Regions from separate parts of the Homo sapiens genome. Here region 2 is linked to region 1. Evidence: read pairs that join two places in POLR2A ChIA-PET (ENCODE). Cell type or tissue: OCI-LY7. All regions are shown on one strand. Links, peaks and the distances in the headings refer to the core of each region. The heading gives the core; the rest is flanking DNA.

Evidence for each region. Peaks named below come from ENCODE experiments on the same cell type or tissue, not always from the same donor. Only the 100,000 strongest peaks of a DNase experiment are listed, where the experiment ranks them.
Region 2: POLR2A ChIA-PET joins it to region 1 with 5 read pairs; 2 of 35 experiments call an interaction of 5 or more read pairs at or near these places.

What each region holds. Positions count from the first base shown.
Region 1 is chr11:13,783,909-13,789,958 of GRCh38, forward strand. It overlaps LINC02548 (long intergenic non-protein coding RNA 2548), which reads left to right and starts at 478. Exons shown (of 4, transcript NR_149108.1): 1 at 478-490; 2 at 1,483-1,545; 3 at 2,082-2,205. In OCI-LY7, for the core only: no CTCF peak of the experiment used is centred there; a DNase peak (open chromatin) is centred at 3,033.
Region 2 is chr11:14,482,275-14,488,324 of GRCh38, forward strand. COPB1 (coat protein complex I subunit beta 1) reads right to left here. Exons shown (of 22, transcript NM_001144061.2): 7 at 4,093-4,230; 8 at 758-877. Among named protein-coding and RNA genes, the nearest start is that of COPB1, 15 kb to the right of the region's middle. In OCI-LY7, for the core only: no CTCF peak of the experiment used is centred there; no DNase peak of the experiment used is centred there.

The DNA of each region.
Region 1 (6,050 bases), core at 587-5,586:
CACTGTGCCCTGCCGGGGCTTCTCTTATAAGGACAGTAATCCCATTTACATTGGCTCCACCTTTGTGACCTAATCACCTCCCAAAAGGCCCCACGTCCTAATACCATCACATTGGGAGTTAGGTTTCAGCATAGGAGTTTTTAGGGCATGGAGAGGCACAAACATCCAGACAAGCATTTACCTTCTGCTGAAATTGTCTCAGTGTTTGCCTCTCCTAATGGAATATGGGCCACATGTACAGCAAGGGCTCAGCAAATGCTTGCTGAACAAACAAGTTTGAGGCAGGTTTCTAACTCAGGTAGATCGTTTCATCCTCTTCATCTCCCAGCAACCAAGAAAACCAGCCTATTGCCATGGGGGGGTCCTCCAACCCTGGCTATTCTCCAATGCTAAAGACTGACAGATAATCTCAATTAGCAAATTGACCCTTGTGGATTTTCTGCACTCATAGCAAATGTCTTCAGGAAAACTGAATTTCTCTCCATACCTGGTAATCACAACTTCATTCTCTCCTCTATTTGGAATAACTTCTTGTATGATTTATACAGTAGCCAAATTCCACGTAGCTTTTAGAACTCTGGGGGTCACTGAGGCTGATAGGAAGTCAGTCTTCCAAGCTTTTTTTACAGCAAGCCAAAGCTCCTGGAAGGTCAAACACCAAGTGCTGGTAAAACCCCTTTGGTCAGAGGCCACGCTTGGCTCTTAACTTACCACCTGCAGCCAATTTTCTCTTGAACTAATTGGTTGGCCAATGCATATGGCTGTTTTTCACTGACCAGCTGTTTAACTCAGTGGTCTATCACTCCCTTCCCTCCTTGAGATATACTAAATCTTCCACACATGCTTGCTACAGTGTGCTCCGATTCTACCCTTCATTCTCTTTCCTTTCTCCTACTCCTGGAGCAAGACCACCTTCAGGATTGATCTGATGGGAGAAAGAACCTACAGTGTAACCTCAAAATTATTCTGCTTATTATGGAAGAGAGGGATTGCAATCTGTAACAAAACTATCTTTCCTTTAGTGAAACACACGCACGTTCCCAAAGATTATGAAAATTATTCTTCATTTAAGACCAGAAGGTCTAGTCCACCCTATACCACAGGTGGCGAAGGTTTATGAATGGCTTCTGTATTCTGCCCAGCTTGCCCAGCCGCCTTTTGTTGGCATGGTGCCTTGGAACAAGACCCTCAGAGTGTTCCTTATGCTCATCCCTGTGGTAACAGAGAGCAACATTACTGAACCTTTGTTCTTGTATCCTTTCTTTTTGTCTCCTCTATATTTGATTCCCTGATTTCTTCTACTGAATATCACACCACAAAAATCCTCCACGTTTTTTACATAATCTTCATCAAGTGAATGACATTTTGGTTATTCTCCTTTTATTTACTAATTGCATGATCTTATTTTTCATTCTTGTATATAACACTTCAATGAATATATTCACAAATGTAGGTTTTTAAAAATTCTTTTCACTTCTCTAGGATTAATTTTCAGTAATGGAATGACTGGGTCAAAGGAGATCAACATTGCTGTGGCTCTTTCAGGTGATTATCATTTTGCTCTGTGTACACTGCCACCAGCTTTGTGCAAGGTACCAGTTGTAGAGCAAGATCACTGACATACACTTTCCATTTATCTTTACTAATTAAATAAATATAAAACAGGCCAGGTATGGTGGCTCACACCTGTAATCCCAGCATTTTGGGAGGCCGAGGTGGGAGGATGGCTTGAGCTCAGGAGTTTGAGACTATCATGGGCAACATAGTGGGACCCTGTCTCTACAAAAAGTAAAAAAATTAGCTGGGTATGGTGGCAAATGCCTGTGGTCTCAGCTACACAGGGGACTGAGGCGGGAGGGTCGGTTGAGCCCCAGGGTTTGAGGCTGCAGTGGGCTGTGATTGTGCCACTGCACTCCAGCCTGGGTGACAGAGTACATCTGTCTCAAAAACTAAAATTTACAAATACATATAAAACATTATTTTCAGTTCCATTTTGATTTCTGTTTAAGTCATGGCCAGCAGTTATTAAAGTATGGTCAACTTAGACTTTTTGGCATCACTCACCAAACTGCTATTTCCAGGTTCTCTTAAATTCCATGGATTTTAACTTTGGCCCATGACCTCCTTGACCTCTGGAAATGTGACATCCTGCACCTGCTGCATCAGGGCTCTTCCCTGGTCTTGCCTACACTTGTGTCTACACAGGTAACATCTCTCTAGATCATGTATCAGCTCTGCCATGAGAGATAAGCCTAAGTCTGCATTTTTTTTCCCTAGAAACGTGTTTCAACTCTTTTTTCCCAAATGTTTGGGATTATGGTTCTATACCAACGATGCCGTCAGAACCCAAAATAGTTTAAAATTTTTCCTTTGGAAATTGCTTTCAAAGCCATTGGCATGTTCTTGTGAATATCCTTATTGGTGGCAAAACTTGATATTTAAAAGGTAGATTTTATTTTCTGGAAGGAAACTAATTTTTTTTTTACATATGGTCTATATCAGAAAGTATCCTGTTAGAAACCTGGTTATTGTTTTAGCTATTTGCCAGGTGGAGGAGAACTGAAAAGCCAAAAGGGGGATACTGAGGTATCACAAAGGCAGTAGCTGCCAGAAGCTACCCTAGGGATGGGGGAACAAACGAAAGATGTAGGGATTACTAAAATGTAAACGCTTATAGGAGGGGTCTGCAGAGTTGGGGCTTAGCCCTCTAAGGATTAGGCACTTCTCAAATAGACCAAGGGCTCTGAGCTTGGAGCCTGCAGAAGAGGCTCCACGGAGCTGAAATTCTGACTTCAGAGGAGCAGGTGTGGTGGCTGCTGCTGTATTTCTGAGAGGCACCAGGAAGCTGGTTCTAAAAGTGTGGAATGATTGCAAACTAGAACGGCCTGTGCTCCTGGAATCCATTGCTGTGCTGCCAGGGCGAAGCAATGTTGCTGGTGGCAATGCTGATAGGATCAGGTAGCAATTGGCAAGGAGGAAGTGTCCTTCACTCCTCCAACGTTCAAACTGCTGTGGCATACCTGACAGGAAGAGCCTGACAGGAGCCAGCAAAGGGAATTGCAGAGGCTAGTCCCAGCATCAGAAAGCAGAGTGAAGAAGAGAGGATTGGAGTCAGGATGCAATCACTTAATAACCAGCAACCCACTGTGTACCAGGCACTCCAGAAGCATTTTAACAGCTCCTTTAGTTCTCATGCCATCCCTGTGATTGAGAAACTCTTGACTATTTTAGGGATGAGAAAATGGAGGCCCAGAGAGAGTAAACAGTAGTAGTGGCACTAGAATGAGAACAAACAGCTTGTCCCACTACATCTTCTAAAGCTGAGCTTCCTTCTGGATGATGAAGAGAGAAATTTTTTCTTTCCTGAGGGGAGCTGTAACGAGGGTAGATGAGGGGGAGAAGGGTGATATGGTTTGACTGTGTCCCCACCCAAAATCTCATCTTGAATTATAATCCCCATAATCTCTATGTATCTAGACAGAAACCAGGTGGAGCTAATTGAATCATGGGGTTGGTTTCCCCCCATGCTGTTCTCGTGGTAGTGAGTGAGTTCTCACGAGATCTGATGGTTTTACAAGGGGCTCTTCCCTGTTCACTCATCACTCTTCTCCCTGCTGCTGCCACGTGAAGATCCTTGCTTCCCCTTTGCCTTCCGCCGTAATTGTAAGTGTTCTGAGGCCTCCCTAGCCATACGGAACTGTGAGTCAATTAAACCTGGTTCCTTTATAAATTACCTAGTTTGGGCAGTTCTTTATAGCACAGTGAGAATGAACTAATATAAAGGGAAAGGGCCAGATGATGGCATAAGACTATGTTGTGTGCAATATGATCTTTCCTTGTGACCCACTGCCCAAATCCTTAGGAAATTCTACCCAACTCACAGAACATTTGGAGTAAGTGGATTTCTTGTGAAAACTGGTAACAGACCCAAACTTTGCACCAGGGAAGACATGAGGAGGAACAGAGACGGCATCTGTAGACTCCGCACAAGAGTGAGTGAGGGCAAGCCCTGTAGTTGCAGAGATCTCTGGAAGTTTTATGACTTCACTTATGTAATTGGTCTGTAGCTTAAGGCTTGAGATGCCCTGACATTTAAATTATGCCCATTTTGCAGATGGAGAGATCGAAGCCTAGAAAAGTTAGATAACATAACTAAGATCATATAGCTCTTAAGTTGTAAAACTTGGATTTGAAGACAGTTCTGCCCGATTTCAAAAATGAATGGATGAGAGAAGCCCCAATAGTACTGTTACTTACCGTTTATACAAAATGTATTACATACCTGGAATTATGCTAAGTGCTTATTTTGTTTAATCTCACAGTTCAGTGAGGTAGATATTACGCCTGTTTTACAGATTAAAAACTGTGGCTGAGACAGGCTCAATTGTGCCTTATTCACAGCTAGCAGTAAGTGAAGTTGGAATCCTCACCTAAGTTCACTGGAAATCTCATGCTCTTAACCAGTGCTTCTCAAAATGAGCCTGAGAATCACTGAAGGATCTTGTTCAATGCAGATTTCTATTCGGTAGATGTGGGGTAGGGCCTAAGATGGTGCATTTATAATCAGCTTCCAGTAAGCCAATGCCACTGGTCCATGAACCTTACTGAGTAGCAAGGCTCCTAGCAAGAATATCACACTGCTTCCTTAATCTGCCCAGCCCACCTCATCATTTTCAGATTGACTCACCATTGAGACTCCAAGAAGCCTCTTGGTCAAGCTCAGTTATGATGTGACACCCAGAGCTTGTCCTTCTTTCTCTTTCCTTCCTTTGAAATTTTTCAGAGTAAAGTAAATAACCAAACAAATCCATCATCTGGCAGGTCATTAAGAAAAACATGATTTTTCCCCCCTGTGACTACACTCAATTAATGAAGCTGTCATTAAAGCCCATGAACATGTCAAAAAATTAGTTTCAGGTGTTGGATTGTTTGGTTCTAGGATACTTTCTATATTTTTAATGAGGAGTATTTGAAATATCACCCTTCTCCTCCATCAGGGGCTTCCGGCTCAGGATACCTAAGAAGCCTGACATATTGGGGGTCAGTGGGGGTATTTATGGGAAGCATCAAACATCAACTCATTGTTGTCTCTTTCCATTACCAAAGGCTGCTCATTGAGAATGTTTTCAGAGCCATGGTATTTCTTTGGGGAAAAAAAGGGAAATGTAGCTTGTGAAAAGGGTTGACAACTTCAACAAAGGAACCAAAGAGTGCTAACCAGGGATCTCCCACTGATGGTGATGTTTCCATAAAATGGAAAGCCTTAAGGAAGATTCATTTTTTTTCTCCCTAAGAAAGAACATATGTTTTTAAACTTCTTGTTAAAGGAAATATTTTATTCCAAGAAGTAAATGAGGTGGGTTAATACTTTAAAATAATAACTGACATGTTTTACCTCTACAATTTCTCTTCCCTTCCTTTCTCCCCGCCACCAAGCCTCTCTTAAACTAGACTTCAGCATTCTCATCCCTCAAGTTGGATTGTTATGGTAGAAATGCAAAGAAAATAAAATATGTAATTTTGTTTTGTTTTGGAACTTTAAAGCTGGGCCTGAGCTTCAACAATAACTTTGGAAAAACACGTATAGAGTAATTGCTTCCCTTCCACACAGGGGAGCTACAAGTGTCTGGGCTGGAGCATTGAGGAAGTGAGTCAGGAAAGAAAAGTTAATTGCTGGTAGGGATGTCTGAGAAGGTACCTTGTTTTGTACTCCACTCCATGGGGTATGGGGGAGGGGGAAACAACAAACTGAGATAATGGTCCTGCTTGGCATTCATTATGTTCTGCTCTGTAAGAAGGCTTTGGGGACTTCTTATGTATCTTTTCAAATATCCCTTTCTATTCTCCATGTTGTGCATGTCAGCAATTTGGTAGTTTTTATTGTTGAATAACATACCATTGTACAAATATGTTATAGTTTGTTATCCATTCAGCTTCTCATGGACATTTGGGTTGTTTCCATTCTCATCACTTGCTTTGGCTAATGGAATGAGGTGGAAGTGAGGATGTGCTAGTTTCAAGCCTAGGCACAAGAGGCCATACATACTTCT
Region 2 (6,050 bases), core at 371-5,370, 700 kb after region 1:
GCTGTTGTTCTGATCCAAGATCAGCACTGCATTTACCTGCCATGGGGTTTTATTTTTATAACCATTATTATTCTCATGGATTAAACAAATATGGTGATAATTTTCTAGAATCAGATCACCTTTTATTCTCAATTGGTATAATAATTTTCCACGAAATGTAAATTATATTCAAATTAAAATGAGTATGTCACTGTCGCTAAGAATAGTCAATACAGTACAAACCGAAAAGATAAAAAAATATAATACTGATTCACTTTAGAAAAACATTTTTTTTTTTTGAGACAGAGTCTCACTCTGTTGCCCAGGCTGGAGTGCAGTGGCACGATCTCAGCTCACTGCAACCTCTGCCTCCTGGGTTCAAGTGATTCTCCTGCCTCAGCCTCCCAAGTAGTTGGGATTACAGGCGCACTTCACCACACCCAGCTAATTTTTGTTATTTTTAGTATAGACAGGGTTTTACCATGTTGGCCAGGCTGGTCTCAAACTCCTGACCTCAGATGATGTGCCCGCCTCTGCCTCCCAAAGTGCTGGGATTACAGGCGTGAGCCACCGCGTCCAGCCATTTTAGAAATATTTTTTGTGGTAAAGATAATACCCCAAAAGGCTATGATGACTCAATAGTTAACACTTTAGCTGATCAAAATATAAACTGCTCAGTTTCCAAGCATTTAGGTTAACCAAGATGGGCAAAGCTTGAGAATGACCTAAATTTGAAAAACATTTTATTTAGGATCTCTCTTTTTCAGATAACACTTACCTGTAGTACTCGTTCATGAGCAGGATGCTCTTTTAATTCTATCAAGCGATCCAAAACTATGAGTTTTACATTGTTGTCGCTCTCCTTAATAATTAAATCAATGTAACACTGAGCAGCAGCCTATATAAAAAAAGAAATACATTTTAAGAAGTTATTCATCTATCATAAAATTTGAAAATAAGCATGCGCGCGCACACCACACACACACACACACACACACACACACACTCCCATGAAGCCAAAATACACTCATTAATTAATCCCTGTACTAGAGTTTATATATTATACATTTTGTTCTGAGGAATGGGTTCCTCTAGTCCCTTGTTATTTTTCAAACTTACAGAAGATTAGAGGCATTACAAATTAAAAGGATGAAAAAAAGCTGCTATAGGTAGACATACTTACTAACAGCCAAAATTTAAGGGTTAAAACTAAGGAACAAGCCAGAAAAATGCAGGAAAAGAATCCCAAGAAGTACATCGATTAAGCATATTTCAGTTTAGAGGCAAAGTCTAACTCATCTGCATTGCAGTACACAAACAACAAGAATATAAAGATCACCCAGAGTTGTTAAAATATTTTAGTATTTATAATAACTATTAATAAGACAAAAAATGTGTAAAGTATTTTAGAATGATAGAATAAAATGTCCATACTGATACAAAGAAAGAAGGAAGGAAAAGAAGGGAGGGAGGGAAGAGAAAGAACAGCCCTTCCTTGCATAAGAATTCCAATAAATAAATACTGAATGAGAGAAATAGAAAACCACCATTAGAATACCAAAGCAATAATTGTAAGAAAATCCACTGATGGATGCTAAAATAAGTAGGTGTGAATTTGAGGAACAACATATTTGCATAGTTTCAAAGTATCTCCCCCTACAACATGTACTGATTACACTAGAAGAAATCATAAAACTGGAAGATCTGGCAGACAGCACCTTCACTGATCAAGGTTAACATCATCAGTAATAAGACATACAGACATCATGTACTCCTTGGTAAGATACACTAAGAAGGACACATCACTTCTGTGGTATTCTTTCCAAAAATGTACAACCTCAATCTGAGAAAACATCAGACAAACCCAAGTTACGGGATATTTTACAAACAAACCAGCCAGTATTCTTCAAATGCGTCAAGGTCATGAAAAATAATAAGTGACTAAGAACTAGCACAGATTGGAGGAGACTACGATATGACCACTGCATACAATATGGGATCCTAGGTTAGATCCTGAACAAAAAAAGGACGTCAGTGGGAAAACTGATGAAATATGAATAAAGCCTGTAGTTTGGTTAATAATATTGTTCTGATGTTAATTTTGTAGTTTTGACAATTATATGATTATAGAAAATGTGAACATATGAGAAAGGCTGGGTGAAGAATATATAAGAATGTTGTCCTCATCGGGCATGGTGGCTCATGCCTATAATCCCAGCACTTTGGGAGGTCGAGGCGGGTGGATCACAAGGTCAGGAGATCGAGACCATTCTGGCCAACATGGTGAAACCCTGTCTCTACCGAAAATACAAAAATTAGCTGGGTGTGGTGGCATGCGCCTGTAGTCCCAGCTACTCAGGAGGCTGAGGCAGGAGAATCACTTGAATCTGGGAGGCGGAGGTTGCAGTGAGCCAAGATCCCACCAGTATCTTCCAACCTGAGCGACGGAGTGAGACTCCGTCTCAAAAAACAAAAACAAAACAAAAAAACAACAACAGAAAAGAACTTTGTACTATGCAATTTTTCTGTAAGTTTAAAATTATTTCAAAATCAAAAATTAAAAAAAGTTCAAGTTTTGGGTAAAGCAGTAAATTCTCCAATTTAAACAATTTGGCTTTTAGAACAGCTCATTCTCTGAATAGATTAGGGGCTGATGATATAGTCTTGATAGAATAAATTAGAGAAAGGGAGAAAGGTAAATACTCTATTATTGAAAACACTCACTAAAACTTAAAATCTACATGTAACATTTTTCTTTTAATTTTTATTTTCTTAGAGACAGGGTCTCACTGTTTCACCTAGGCTGGAGTAATGATAGCTAACTGCAGTCTTGAACTCCTGGGCTCAAGCTATCCTCATGCCTCAGCCTTCAGAATAGCTGGGACTATAAGCACACACCACCATGCCCAGCTAATTCATATTATTTTTTGTCTTTCTCTGTTGCCTTGGCTGGAGTACAGTGGCACCACGATAGCTCACTGCAACCTCGAACTCCTGGCCTCAAACGATCATCCCACCTTGGCCTCCCAAAGTACTGGGACTCCAGGCATGCACCACCACACCTAGCACCAGCTAATTAAAAAAAAAAGGTTCTGTACAGATAGAGTCTCTCTTTGTTGCCCAGGCTGGTCTCAAACTCCTGGTTTTAAGCAATCCTCCCAGCTTGGCCTCCCAAAATGCTGGGATTTTAGGTGTTAGCCTCTGTGCCCAGCCACGCACGTAACTTTTGACTCCCCAAAAACTTAACTACTAATAACCTACTGTTGGCCAGAAGCCTTACCAATGACACAGTTGATTAAAACATGTTTTGTGGCCAGGCGCGGTGGCTTACGCCTGTAATCCCAGCATTTTGGGAAGCCGAGGTTAGCGGATCACTTGAGGTCAGGAGTTCAAGACCAGCCTGGCCAACATGGTGAAACTCCATCTCTACTAAAAACACAAAAAATTAGCTGGGCATAGCGGTGGGCACCTGTAATCCCAGCTACTCGGGAAGCTGAGGCAGGAGAATTGCTTAAACCCAGGAGGTGGAGGATGCAGTGAGCCAAGATTGCCTCACTCCAGCCTGGGTGACAAAGCAATACCTTGTCTCAAAACAAAACAAAACAACCCATATTTTGTATGTTAAATGTATTATATAATGTATTCTTATCAAGTAAGCTAGAAAAAAGAAAATGTTAAGAAAAGCATAAGGAAAATATTTACTACTCATTAAGAGGAAGTAGATCATCATAAAGGTCTTCATCCCCAACCTCTTTACACTGAGTAGGCTGAGGAGGAGGAGGAGGAAGAGGAAGAGGGATTAGTCTTGCTGTCTCAGGAGTAGCAGAGGTAGAAAAAAAGTCCATGTATAAGTGGACCTGCGCAGTTCGAACCTGTGTTGTCAGAGGTTAACTGTACTGTCATTCTCTGTCTGTATCTATATATGTGTGTATGAAAGCAGGAAGGAAGAAAAGAAGGAAGGCTGAACAATGTAAGGCATCAAATAATTTTATAAGTTTGTAGTTATTCTCTCTGTGCCATGTAACCACATAGTGAATTGAAATGTCACTAAATCATGAGTGCTAAGACAGAAAATCTATCATCTAATCTGGCCCCAAAAGAAATACACAGTACCTTGATTGCAGTTGGTGCACTAGAGAGTGTCACTAATGTCCCAGCAGCTTCATATTTTACAGCAGGGCTGGATGACTGTAATAAGTTATAGATGCAGCGAATAAAACGAGCTCTTTCTGATGGATTAGCATGACAGACCTGGAGAAGAAAACATTAACATTTCAACCGATTTCAGGAACGCTTGTTTTCAAATGGAGTTTTTTCATGAATGTCAGCTTATGGGATGCTAGTTTTCTCAATATGAAAGCTAAGAACAGTCTTATGAGGACATGAAAATATCAGACAAAATGGGATGAGACACTATGACACAACATCAGTAATTTCAGAAAGAAGCAAGTTAGAGGCCAACAAAAACATAGATAAGAAATGGCTTTACTAGATAGGATGGTGTGAACAAAATAATTTTTACAGCTGTGCACTTATTTATTCATCCCATCATAATTTATATTTTTACTGTTTCGTAAAAGGTTTTCTGATGACTTAAAATGTGTATGCTATACACAAGTGAAAGAGAAAAAGAAAATGTAAAGTAACAAAAGTAAGGACACATTAACCCAGTACACTAATATGGGTACTGTCACAGGATATTAAATTTGGTCCTAAATGTTTATTCTGGATGCCAAAGGGAAACATGACGGATGATATAAATCTCAATAGCTAATAAAAGGAAAATACCAGTTTTTCAAGCAAGAAAGATAACACATTTTTCCCAAGTACTACTACTTATTATTTGAGACTATATTCAACATTGGAGAGAAAACTAAAAATTTCTATCCCATTCTAAATGTATCCTGATACCTTTACTTGTATAGTAAATATCCCTTATTTTTTCTCTTTTGAAGTCAGTATTTGTAGTAGATTTTCCTAAAATATATATAGTCAAAACTCTATTACATGGACATGACTTAAAAGTTATTTCCTTTTACTATAACATGGACCCTACTTAAGTCATTAGATAGCAGGGAACCGCTAATTTTGAGAACCTCAGTGGTATCCTAAACTATACACATGAATTAAAAAGAACTATAGGCTGGACATGGTGGCTCACGCCTGTAATCTCAGCGCTTTGGGAGGCCAAGGTGGGCAGATCACGAGGTCAGGAGTTTGGGACCAGCCTGGCCAACATGGTGAAACCCCGTCTCTACTAAAAATACAAAAATTAGCTGGATACGGTGGCGTGCACCTGTAATCCCAGCTACTCAGGAGGCTGAGGCAGGAGAATCGCTTGAGCCCAGGAGGTAGAGGCAGCAGTGAGCCGCGATCGCACCACTGCACTCCAGCCTGGGCAATAGAGTGAGACTCTGCCCAAAAAAAACAAAAAACAACAAAAAAAAAACAAAAAAAAACTGTACAGTAAGTCTTGGTTTCATCTTAAATTCCCATTCCAAACTACTGGTACCTTGTGTTAAGAGGAGCCCCTTTCTTACAGAAGCAAGACAGCTATAATCAGTTAGTAATGTCTACCGGTGTTTTGACCATACTATCATATTTAATAAAGCCATCTGGACCTATGTTTTGTTGGCCTCTAATGGTATCAATAGCAAAGTTGGATCTTCTTGTACCTTTTATCAGAACATTAAGATGTAACCAACTCTTTCAAAGGATATATCATAGTAAAGTGTTGCCAATATAGTATTTGATTTAAAAATCCAAAATTCTTAGCTGGTTTTAGATTTCCTGTCAATGGCCTACAATGTCATATTAATGCATTTAAAGTTTTTCTATTCTCTTTTACAAACAGGGAACATAAAAAGTATTTAAGGCTTTTTTGTTTGATTTTAGTCTGATGTATGCTCAAGAAAATCTTGAATTTTATTTTAAAGCCTAATTATAATCTATTCAGTGACTGGGAAGTTCACAATGATTTATGTGCAGCTACACTGGCTCAAGCCATGAATTTTTATCAAAATCTTTATGGAGGTTTAGAAAGGATATAAGCAAGTATTCTACTTGGAAAA